Linked DNA regions of Homo sapiens: regions 1, 3 and 4 are each linked to region 2. Evidence: chromatin contacts called from ENCODE Hi-C or POLR2A ChIA-PET data. All regions are on one chromosome and are shown on one strand. Each heading gives the region's core, a stretch centred on a gene start or an enhancer-like site at or near the end of the contact. The rest is flanking DNA. Distances are from core to core; before and after follow the strand shown. Region 1 holds the start of ELOB (elongin B). Region 2 holds the start of CCNF (cyclin F). Region 3 holds the start of FLYWCH2 (FLYWCH family member 2). Region 4 has its middle 11 kb from the start of HS3ST6.

What was found. Hi-C counts contacts between places; a loop is a spot of excess contacts on that map. ChIA-PET counts read pairs that join two places held with the same protein, here RNA polymerase II (POLR2A). Pooled maps may share reads with other maps.
Region 1: a pooled map shows a loop between it and region 2 (6-fold over the local background). The contact joins the promoter of ELOB here to the promoter of CCNF in region 2. A Hi-C loop is called at or near these places in 6 of 50 pooled maps.
Region 3: a loop to region 2 is called in a map of sigmoid colon, with 6 times the contacts of the local background. The contact joins the promoter of FLYWCH2 here to the promoter of CCNF in region 2. A Hi-C loop is called at or near these places in 1 of 168 maps with a recorded cell type or tissue (sigmoid colon), 1 of 37 single-sample maps with no recorded cell type and 10 of 50 pooled maps. POLR2A ChIA-PET finds 5 or more read pairs at or near these places in 2 of 52 experiments (GM12878 and T-cell).
Region 4: a pooled map shows a loop between it and region 2 (4-fold over the local background). The contact joins the enhancer-like site here to the promoter of CCNF in region 2. A Hi-C loop is called at or near these places in 2 of 50 pooled maps. POLR2A ChIA-PET finds 5 or more read pairs at or near these places in 4 of 52 experiments (BJ, HEK293, activated naive CD8-positive, alpha-beta T cell and 1 more).

The regions. Positions count from the first base shown.
Region 1 is chr16:2,775,938-2,778,637 of GRCh38, reverse strand. It overlaps ELOB (elongin B), which reads left to right and starts at 1,358. Exons shown (of 4, transcript NM_007108.4): 1 at 1,358-1,401; 2 at 1,511-1,645. The coding sequence starts at 1,399. RefSeq lists enhancers at 1-380, 1,028-1,167 and a silencer at 1,238-1,367.
Region 2 is chr16:2,428,130-2,430,829 of GRCh38, reverse strand. It overlaps CCNF (cyclin F), which reads right to left and starts at 1,383. Exons shown (of 17, transcript NM_001761.3): 1 at 1,333-1,383. The coding sequence starts at 1,348. RefSeq lists silencers at 1,008-1,057, 1,068-1,917 and enhancers at 2,128-2,307, 1,743-2,322.
Region 3 is chr16:2,881,868-2,884,567 of GRCh38, reverse strand. It overlaps FLYWCH2 (FLYWCH family member 2), which reads right to left and starts at 1,353. Exons shown (of 4, transcript NM_138439.3): 1 at 1,202-1,353. RefSeq lists silencers at 918-977, 1,068-1,237, 1,738-2,207 and an enhancer at 1,936-2,436.
Region 4 is chr16:1,928,400-1,931,099 of GRCh38, reverse strand. No RefSeq gene overlaps it. Among named protein-coding and RNA genes, the nearest start is that of HS3ST6, 11 kb to the right of the region's middle. Within about 2 kb of position 1,324, at least 21 of the 41 ENCODE cell types and tissues checked have a DNase peak (open chromatin) inside an H3K27ac peak, as active enhancers do.

The sequences.
Region 1 (2,700 bases), core at 109-2,608, 350 kb before region 2:
TGCTGGGATTACAGGCGTGAGCCACCGCCCCCAGCCAGACACTGCGACTGAGAAAGAAATTTTAGCCTGGCCAAGAGCTCTTCCCAGCAATTACCTGTCCAATGCCTCATGACTCACGTCATGAAGAAGAGACAGGTTCTGCAGGGACTGCGATGCTGAGGACCCTGGGAGCGGGGGTAGGGGCTGCAGTGAACCGCAGTGAAGGAAGTCACACGAGGGAAGGGACTTTGGAGGACTCCCCAGGGAGGAGCCACATTCCACAAGTCAAAAGTAGCAATAACTAGAATTACAGCTTAGAAAACACAAATGCAGCGCTAAGACTTGCCGAGGTTCTACGCAGTTCAAAAACTGTTCCTCTCCCATCTACAACAGGAGGAAACTGGGCTTTGATGAGGTTAACGGCCCATGGCCACAGTCAGCAGCGGAGCCCAGGGCTGCTCCTTCGCCTCTCTAGATGCCGAGGCAAAAATCGCACCTCCACCTTCCACCCCTCTCTCAACAGCCCTCAAAGCGCAGCTCGGAGGACTGCAGGGCGGTTTGGCGTCCAGGGCCACCCTCTGGCTCATCTCTCCAACGCCGCCTCCGACACCCGCCCAGCACGACCCAGCCTGGGGTGTCTCTGCAAGGGAGAGGTCAAGTGGGGGGCCCTCACTCTCATGTAAATGTAACTTGGGGCGATGCAGGATAGTGTCCAGCATTCAGGAAACAGGGCCTTGGTGGAAAGAGCGGCCAGCCAGGAGAATCAAGTCTCTAGGCCTTTTCAGAGCCGAAATGCAGCCAAGCAGGAAGGCGGACAGGCGCCCAGGGCTCCTGGGGCAAGGAGCTGCCCCTTCCCTCCTCCTGCGAAGAGCGGTCGCCAACCGCTCCCGTGCCTCCTCTTCTAGCCCAAGGAGTTCGCCCGGGCCATCCCTAAGCCCAACAGCAGCCCCCAGGGCTCTTCACAGGTCATAAGCCCCTCTGAGCGGCGACAGTCCTCGCATCCAGCCCGGGTCAGGGAGCGGGGGTGACTGTCCCCAGCACGGCGGCCAGAAGACCCCAAATGCGGAGCCTGCCCAAGATGGCGGCCACGACTACGCCGCGACAAGACGGCCCCGAGCTCGGTGTGCCCGAGCTTGGAGCCCGCCGGACCGCACCAACACGGGGACCTCCCCTCTGCCAGTCCCAAGACGGCGCCACCGCCTCCAAAGGCCATGCCCGCCGTCGGGATGGCGGCCGCACGCCCCTCGATACCGCCCGCTTCCAGATCACTTAAAATGGCGGCGGCTGCGGGGCGGCACGGGGCGGGGCTGCGCCGGGGGAAGGGACGCGGCGCGGGGCATGCTGGGCCACGCGCGGGCTGCCGGGAACGGGGCGGAGCGCGGCTGCGCCGGCGCGTCGAGGGGAGAGGCAGCAGCCGCGATGGTGAGCGGGCGTGGGGGAGGGGCGGCCGGGCCGGGCCGGGGGCGGCGGGGGGCGGCTGGGCCGCGCGGGGGGCCCGGGCTTCGTGCTCACGCCGGCCCGCCGCCCCCAGGACGTGTTCCTCATGATCCGGCGCCACAAGACCACCATCTTCACGGACGCCAAGGAGTCCAGCACGGTGTTCGAACTGAAGCGCATCGTCGAGGGCATCCTCAAGCGGCCTCCTGACGAGCAGCGGCTGTACAAGGTGGGTCCCGCGGGCGGGCCGAGGGGAGCGGGTACCCGGCGCCGGGCACGGGGCTGACGCCTACGCTGTCCGCGATGTAAACAGTAGCGGCCGGCGACGCCTGCGGGCGCCCGAGCCGCGGGACTGGGACATCCGTTGTGCGGGTGAAGCGCGAGCTGCGCTCGCCGCGGGGATCTCCGGTCCGGGGGCGATGTTTAGACCTCGTGCCGGGCCCCGGGCGCCGAGGGCACCGTGGCATGCAACCCCTGCAACGGTATCGCCCGCGCCGTGCAGTTGACGAAATTGAGGTTCGGCTTGGTCGCTTAACCAGCCAAAGGTCATTGGCAGCGCCAGGGTTCGAACCACGACCCCTTAATCCCCACCCTTCTTCGCAGGCCCATCGGAATCACGCTGTCCCCCCGGACACTCCTTCGGGTGGAGGGTGGGGAACTCAGTGAATGCAAAGAAAGTCAGGTCCCACTCGTTCTTCACCAAGCAACCGTTTGTTATTACCTCCCGACCTCCTGCTGATGTCCTAGAAGCCCCCCTTTCCCCTTGCAAACGAACTGAGATTATTCAGTCAGAATGGCTTGGGGTTTGGGGTCTGCATTGGGGAGTCAGATGCATCAGCCTCTGATTTACGTCTCCCAACATTGTGAGGTTGTCGCCCAAGTGCATTGTTCAGATTCTAGAGCTGGAAACTGGGAAACTGACTTTTAGCTCCAGGCTCAGAGCCTCAGCTCCCATGGTCTCTAAAGGCCTTTCCTCACTCATAACTACTGGGACTTAGCAAATATTAAATGACCGTGCCTGTGCATGTCCCGTGTGCCACATGTCTACTTAGTGCTTTATGTTTCTTCCTAGCTCATTGAAACCCTCTGGTGGCCCTACGAATTGAGAATTCTGGTAATTCCTAGTTTACAGATGAGGAAACTTTGCATCAAAAGGCTCAACTACCAGCCAGCCGTGGTGGCATGGTCCTGTAGTCCCAGCTACTCTGAAGGCTGAGGCAGGAGAATTGCTTGAGCCCAGGAGTTCCAAGCTGGAGGGGGCTATGATAGCGCTTATGTTGGGTC
Region 2 (2,700 bases), core at 134-2,633:
AGGCAGGAAGGGGAAAAAGCTGCCGAAGCTGAGGACGGTTTTCCTTCTATTTCACTCTCAGGAAAACTCCTGGGGCCTTTGCTGGATAGCTTTGCTTTTTGCACACGTGACCAAGGTGCATAATGTTCAATAAAGATCTGTGGGCTTGAAGAGTCTGGTTTTCAAGTCCAAATTAGAAGGGTCGGCCCTGGAGAGAAGCCACAGACTTGGAGGCCGGGGCAGTGTGCGTCCAAGTCTCAGCTCTGCAGAGTCTCAGTGTGCCCTCTATTGTAGAATGCGGAGTTGACAGCTACGCAGTAAGGTTGTTGCTCAGGTCCCAACACAAACCTAGACCTGTAGGTTTGTGTACAGATGCAATCATTAAAGGTGAGACGGGCATTCCACCCACCAGGCAGGCAGCCCGGACATGCTTCTCAGATGTGCTCTCTCCTCTTCCCACAGCCGGATTTTCCAACTCCTACTCCAGCAACCCCTTCCTCACTCTAAGCAGATGACCTTAGCCCTTATTTCACAGGGAAACAGAAGCCCTCAGACAGGAACCTCAGGATCCTGCCTCCCCATCTACAAATCTACCTTTCTATCCATCCTTCCTTCCAGTCCTGAAAGGAAGCGCCACTCCCCTCTGTGGGCCCAAATCCCTCCCCGCCTTGCTAGGACTTCCTAGCGATTGCTCCCGGCTCCCCTCTCTTGACCGGGGTCTTCCTGTTAGCAATTAAATCAGCTGCAAAAGCCAAACGTATTCCAGGGCGACGAATTCTCAAAGATTCTATAGACCTCTCCATAAAATATTCCTCATTCTCCGGCTCCAGGACAGATACTATGATAATAGCTGAAACCACAGTTCGTGTTTCCTGTGCCTCAACGCGCGCGGGGCCGAACGCTGCTTTCCACAGAGCTAGGTCCACGGCCCCGCTGGACTGAGGCTCGGTCAGGGCCCGGCCGGGCTGCGGGATCGCTTCGCCCCCACGCGCTCCGCAGCCCTTTCCCCGACCAGGAGGCGCTGGTGTTTGGCTCCCCGAGACCCGATCGCCGCCCCGGGACCCGATCGCCGGATCGCTGCCCCGGGACCCGATCGTTGCCCCAGGAAAGGGCCGGAAAACGTCGCCGCGGGGGAAGGCTCCGAGGGGCTCGGGCGCCCGCCGGGCATTTAAACCGCGCGCCCGGCCGCCGGGGCTCCCTGCGCGGGACGCGACATCCGCCCCGGGTTAAAGAGCTCGAGCCAGCCCTCTTCAGGCCGCCAGGGCCTCCCCTCCCGCGGGACCCACCGTCCGCCCCGCAGGGCAGGCAGAAGGGGTGTGGGGCAGAAACCAGCGGACATCGCCCCGCACTCACCGCCGCCGCTCCCCATCGCCGCGCTCGCGTCGCTGCCGCCGGAGCCCGCCTGAGAGCGCGCCCGCGCCCCGGCCGGAGCGCGCGTAGCCCTCGCGCAGGCGCAGACCCCGCCCCGCCGCCCACCCCAGTTTTCAAACGCACCCGGCCCTCCCATTGGCCTGCCCGGGGGGGCCGCCGCCGGCCCCGCCCATGTCCCGCCCTGTGCTCGCCTCATTTACCGCCCTCCACGCCCTCCCCGCCTGCTCCGGGACCCGCCATTGGCCGCGCCAGGACGCGAATTCGAACATTGGCCGCTGATTGGTGGAACCCGCGTGGCCGCCCCGCCTCCCCAACGGGGCTGGGGTCCCGTAGGAGCGCTTCCCGGCCGGCGGGCAGGGGTTTGTGGGCGTCCCCTCCCGGCCGCATGGGTTCGGGCTTCGCCGCTGACCCCGGCGACCGGCATCTGCGGTGCCAGATGGGCTGCGAAGGCGCACGCCTGCGGCCAGGGGAAAGAGGACTCCTTGGCGTCCCTCGCAGTCGCGGCCGTGATCCAGCCTGGGACAGCCTCGACGTGGCGCTTCTAAGACGAGGCCGTGCCCTGCCCGGGTCCCGGGGTCGCTCCTGGGCCCGCGACCCTCACCCCCAGCTTGCACGGCCTTCCCTTCCGCCGCCTGCTTCAGGTGGAGACCCTTGGGTTTGTGGCTGAGCCGCTGCTGGGCGGGGATGCTGGCCGGGATCGTGGTAGAGAAAGAGGAGGTCGGAGCTGACGCTGGGAAGTCTCCCCCGCGGAACGCTGACCCCTTCTTCCCGCGAAACGTGGCGCACCCTGGACGCCTCAGTGCTCCAGCCCCGGGGCAAGCCCTCCCCATCACTTTGGCCAGATGCTGCCCCCTGTCTGGCCTCCTCGGCTGCTACCTGGAGCTGCTCGCCGCGGGAAGTGTCGTATCTGCTCACTCTTGTCTTGGGCAGTGCCCATCTGAGCTGTCCTTCAGGAGTCAGCCACACCGCACCCCTTTTACGGCACAGGCTGTCAAGGGGAAGACTCGCAGCCTCCTGACTGTCTGGTGGAGGACAGAGGGGGCTTTTCCTGGGGAAGGCAGGGGCCTGGGCCAAGGCTGCCCACCCCTCCCTCACGCTTCCCTCAGTCTGCACCCTTCCATCCTTCCGGGTCCCCATAGAACTCCTTCAAGTACTGGGCCTGCCCTGGGCACACAGACAGGAGCCCTGGCGTGCAGGCTTCAGCCGGCCTGGGGCAAGAGACAGAGTAAACAGGTGATCACAGCACAGGGTACAGAAGAGTCCGTGGCCCCAGAGAGGGTCTGGAAGTTGGGAATATTCCCTGTCCCGGAATCAGGAAGCGGGTGAAGGAGGGTGAAGAGAGGACAGGCT
Region 3 (2,700 bases), core at 104-2,603, 450 kb before region 2:
TTTTTTTTTAGTAGAGACGGGGTTTCACCATGTTAGTCAGAATGGTCTCTATCTCCTGACCTTGTGATCTGCCTGCCTCGGCCTCCCAAAGTGCTAGGATTACAGGCGTGAACCACCGCGCCCGGCCTGTGTTGCTTTAAGCCACCTTATTTGTTAGGACAGCAACAGGAAACTAATACAAGGTTCAATCCCTCACTGACGATGTTCTGGACGACAGGACCCCTGCCTGGTGCCTCATGGTGGACCCACAGAATCATCTTCATACGCACGGGGGAGAAACATCACTAATGTCCACCAGCACCGGCATCCTCAGCCGCGAGGACAAATCCCTTACCCTCCCAGCAGGTTTCATCTGCGTAACGGAAATAGTGGTGAATTTATCAGGGGCTGTTAATAGATGACAGGCAAGGGTGAAGTCATCGCAAAAGTTCCCAGACGATATGGACAGCTGCTCCCCAATAATTACTGCTCCACGCAGTCCACAGCGGGGCTGTTATTGACCCCGACAGGATGACGGGACACTAAGGTGTGCAGTACACGTCCTCACAGGGAGATTTAAAAAACCGGCAGTGACCCCTGCCCCAAGAAGGCCAAGAACTGCTACTCTAAGGTGTGCAGCGCGGAGCTTCCCCACCATGGCAATTTCAGCCATGGCAGCTCCTTCCCCTAATCACCAGGGCTCAGAATCTTTATTTCACTCCTTTACCCAATGCAATTGGCATCAAACGCGGGCTGGGCTGCGCCCAAATGGTCCCAGCTCCCCGGCTCTCTCCTCTCTCAAGAATACCCACACCCTGAGGCCCCGAGTGTCTCCCCCGCCCCAGTATCTCACGCCTCCAACTCGCTGCCGTCCCTGCAGGGACCTCCCGAGCTGCAACCGTGGGACGAGGCCGGCGGGGGTTGGGGGGTGCCGGGAAGGCAGCGCTGGGCGCGGCGGACACGGCCAGGGACCGGCGGGCGAGTGCGGACCTCCTTCGTGTGGGGGTGTTGAGGCTTTGGACAAGGGACTGGAGGGGGTGGGGAAGGAGGGGCGAGAGGCAAAGAGGGAATCGCGGGAGACCCCACAGGAGGCGGCCTGAGCACCAGGACGCGGACCCCTCCTCAGCACCCGCAGCCCTCGGGACCCCCGAGAGAGCCGGGCCGGGGACTCGTCCATGCCGAGGACGCAGGACCCTCCCCGCCCGCCAGGGCCCGTCCTCACCGACGACAGCGGTGCCCTCCCTCTCCGGCGACAGCGCCGCGGCGGGTCCCTCAGCCTCCGCGCCAAGGGCCCCAGCCTCAGCTCGCGCTGTTACCTCAAGCCGGGGTCACAGCGCGAGCATGCGCAGCAAGGCCGCGGGTGCCCTGTCTTCTGGCTGGGGCCGCTCCTCCGCGTCTTGCCCGTGCGGCGTAGAGCTGGCGTCCGGCCAATCGGAGGGCGGAGGCGGGGCCAAAATTCAGTAAGGGGGCGGGGACACCCGGGATTGAGTGTCGCCGTCAGGGGCGGAGCCTCGGGGGACCTGCGGCCTGGATCCGGGTTGCGGGCGAGGTTATCCCAGCACCAGTGGGTTGGGCTTCACTGCGACCCCCGGGCTTCCTCACGGATTTGACTCCGGCTCTCTGCGGGGAAAACTGGAGCATTTGTTTAAAGGTTTTGCTCTCCCCCGTCGCGATACCGAGCGTGCGGAGGGAAGGTGTTTAGGCTCATGGAAGCCACTGCCTTGCTTTAAGCTCTGCATCCTTGACGACGCAGCAGCCTCATCCGCGCCATTGGTCCAGCCCTCGTCTATTAGTTTAGCCCCTGCCCATTGGTCCAGCCCTCGCCCAATAGTCCCGCCCTCTCTCTGTAGTTCAGCCCCTGTCCATTCATCCTTTCTCGTTATTGGTCCAGCCCTGGCCCATTGGGCCCACCCGTGCCCACGGGCCCCGCCCTCTCCGTGCCCAACCACGTTCACCCGGCCCAAGGGGTGCCCGGGACACTCGCCATCCTCCAGCCACCCACTGCAGTGGGACTGGGCTGGGTCCGGGCACAGGGAGCTGTGGGGCCCTGGGCGCTGCTTTCCTGGGACACTTGGCTGCAGCGTCCAGAGCGGCCCCCGCACAGCCCCCTAGGCTCACCGCGGCTCTCCCAGCCCCGCGGGGTCGCCCCCACTACCCCGGCCACCTTGGTCCCCCTAAGCCTGGCTCCGCGCCCCGCCCCCCTCGCTCTAAAGCGGCCGCTGAATGTGCCACCGCCCCAGGGCTCCAGGGTCCAGGTCGAGATCCTCTGGGGCCTCCCGCACCTTCCGCCTTCTCACGTCCGAATGCCAGCGTCGCTGCACGCCCTTCCTCTGCCCTGCCCCTCCCGGCCCTGGCTCTGCAGGTCTCTGAATCCCACCGTGGACTCCGCTACCAAGGCTCCCGCTGCCCCCATCCCACTATCCTATCTCCCCGGGCATTGTCTGGTGTCATTCAAGGCCTTTGTGCTTTTTTTTTTTTTTTAGAAACGAGAATTGCGCTCTGTCGCTCAGGCTGGAGTGCAGTGGCGTGATCTCGGCTCGCTGCAACCTCTGCCTCCCGGGTTCAAGCAATTCTCATGCCTCAGCCTACTGAGTAGCCGGGATTACGGGCGCCCGCCACCACGCCCGGCTAATTTTTGTACTTTTAGTAGAGACGGGTTTCACCATGTTGGCCAGGCTGGTATTGAACTTCTGACCTCAGGTGATCCACCCGCCTCGGCTT
Region 4 (2,700 bases), core at 75-2,574, 500 kb after region 2:
CCAAGTATACTGCTTGTAAGCATTTTGTTAACAAGGCACGTCCTGCACAGCCCTACATCCCTTAAACCTTGATTTCATACAGCACATGTTTTTGTGAGCTCCAGATTGGATCAAAGTGGTTGGGTCAAAGTGGCTGGGGCAAAGCTACAAATTAACAACATCTCAGCAAAGCAATTATTTAAAGTACAGGTCTTTTTCAAATGGAGTCTCTTATGTCTTCCCTTTCTACATAGACACAGTAACAGTCTGATCTCTCTTTCTTTTCCCTACACCAGCTACTCGGGAGGCTGAGGCAGGAGAATCGCTTGAACCTGGGAGGCTCAGGCTCAGCCTGGGAGGCTGAGGCTCAGGGAGGTTGTGGTGAGCCGAGATGACACCATTGTACTCCAGCCTGGGCAACAAGAGCAAATCTCCGTCTCAGGAAAAAAAAAAAAAAAAAGATGTGGTAGGGAGGTGGGGGTGGGAGGGGGCAAGTGGGCTCAGGAGGTGGGGGGGGTGCCGGCAAGCAGACTGCTTGAGTGGGGAGACGGGTGAACCGCAGGACCCCAAGGCCCCCTCACATTGAGAGTCCAGGGAGGGATGGCTGTGGGCAAGGTCTGTATGCCAGGTCACCGGAGGAGGGGGTGGTGTTTCCAGCAATGGAGCGTCTGGTGTGGAATCAGTCACCTTACCCTCCCGCTCCTGCTGGGTGATACCCCATCCTTGCGGCTGCCCCCGCGTCTTCCTTGAGGAACAGCAGACTCTGAGGGGGCAGCCCCTTCCTCCCCAGGGCACGGCCTTGCCCCTCAAGGGTTGGGTTCAGGGGCAGCGGGCAGGCCTGGGCACGGCTGGGCCGTCACCTCGGGCGAGGGATGGGGAATAAAAAGGAACTCTGTCTGAGACACCGTGATCCCTCGCCGGGGCCCAGGCCTGGCTCAGAGCAGCCACCAGGAAGCGTCTGCGGCCCGTATGGGGGAACAGACCATACTTCAGACCCTTGCTCAACCACCGCTTTCCGCTCTCTCAGTGGCAGGTGCCGCGCAGAGCCTGGCCCTGGTGGGGCTGTGGCCCCTGGTGGGGGTGGGGGCCGTGGGCAGCTCCCGGGAGGCTCCTACCCGCGGACGGGTCGGCAGGTGGGAGGAGGGGGCGTCCGGTAGGGTCGGCGAAGGCGCCGAGGCCACGTGCAAGCCCCGGCCCTCGAGGCGGCCTCCCGGGCCCGGGCGCGGGACCGTGCGCAGGACTGACCAGCAGGGGGCACGCTCGCTCGGTGCTGCCAGGCCGGGTGGTCTGCGTGCGCAGGCGCGGCGGGGGGCCTGACGGCGCTGCAGTTCCCCGGGTGGCCGCGGGGGTTGCGGCGGAGGCAGCGAGCGTCCGCGCAGAGAAACCGCCTCGGCCACGCCCGCCCTTGGGCCGGTGCTGGGGACCCAGGCCGAGGCCTCTGGTCGTCTGAGGGTGCCAGGGGCAGCTGCAGGGGGTTTGCCGGGCTTCACGAAGTGACCGCTACAGGGAGTGCAGTCGCAGCCACGGGTGCCCCTTCCAGGGTCACCGGAGGACAGAGCCAGGGGCGGGGGCGGGGGTGGCGCGGCCGGTGGGAACGGCAGGCGTGGTTGGGGGCGCGGGTGGAGGCAGGACGCCCCCAGCCCCTTCTTCAGGGCAGCTGCGTGGGACCCAGGCTGCCCGGACCTGGCCCGCCCTCAGGGCTAGATCCTAGGGTTCCACATCCCAGGCCTCTTTCCTCCGCCCACCTCTCCCCGCTACAACCCAGGCAGCTCCTGGCTGCCTTCCCCCAACCAGAGTCCTCTCTGCAAAATAATAACCAGACCAGGTCCCTCCCTCAGAGGTTCCCACAGTCCTTGCCTGCTCTGACCTAGGCTGACCCCACCTCTCCAGCTTGATTTCCTACTCCATAAATGAGATCGGTGTTGTTTATCATAATTACAGTTTGGGGTTGTTTCTTTTTTTTTTTTTTTTTGAGACGGAGTCTGGCACTGCCGCCCAGGCTGGAGTGCAGTGGCGCGATCTCGGCTCACTGCAAGCTCCGCCTCCCGGGTTCACGCCATTCTCGTGCCTCAGCCTCCCGAGTAGCTGGGACTACAGGCGCCCACCACTGCGCCCGGCTAATTTTTTTGTATTTTTGGTAGAGCCGGGGTTTCACTGTGTTAGCCAGGATGGTCTCGATCTCCTGACCTCATGATCCGCCCAGCAGGGCCTCCCAAAGTGCTGGGATTACAGGCATGAGCTACCGCGCCGGGCCTGGTTGTTTCTTCTTGAGAAGGGGGTTTCTCTGTTGCCTGGGCTGGAGTGCAGTGGCATGACCATGGATCACTGCAGCCTTGAATTCCTGGACTCAAGCGATCCTCCCAGGTCAACCTCCCGAATAGCTAGGACTACAGGTGTGCTACTACGCCCCGCTAATTTTTGTATTTTTAGTAGAGACAGGGTTTTGCCATGTTGTCCAGGCTAGTCTGGAACGCCTGGGCTCAAGTGACACTCCCGCTTTGGTCTCCCAAAGTGCTGGGATTACAGGCATGAGCCACTGTGCCTGGCTAATTTTTTAAAAAAACTTTTTGTAGAGACGTGCTCTGGCTTTGTTGCCCAGGCTGATCTTGAATTCCTGGGCTCAAGGGATCCCCCACCTCGGCTTCCCAGAATGCTGGGATTATAGGTGTGAGCTCCTCAGCCCAGTCAATTATGTTGTTGTTACTGCCCGCATCACCTGAA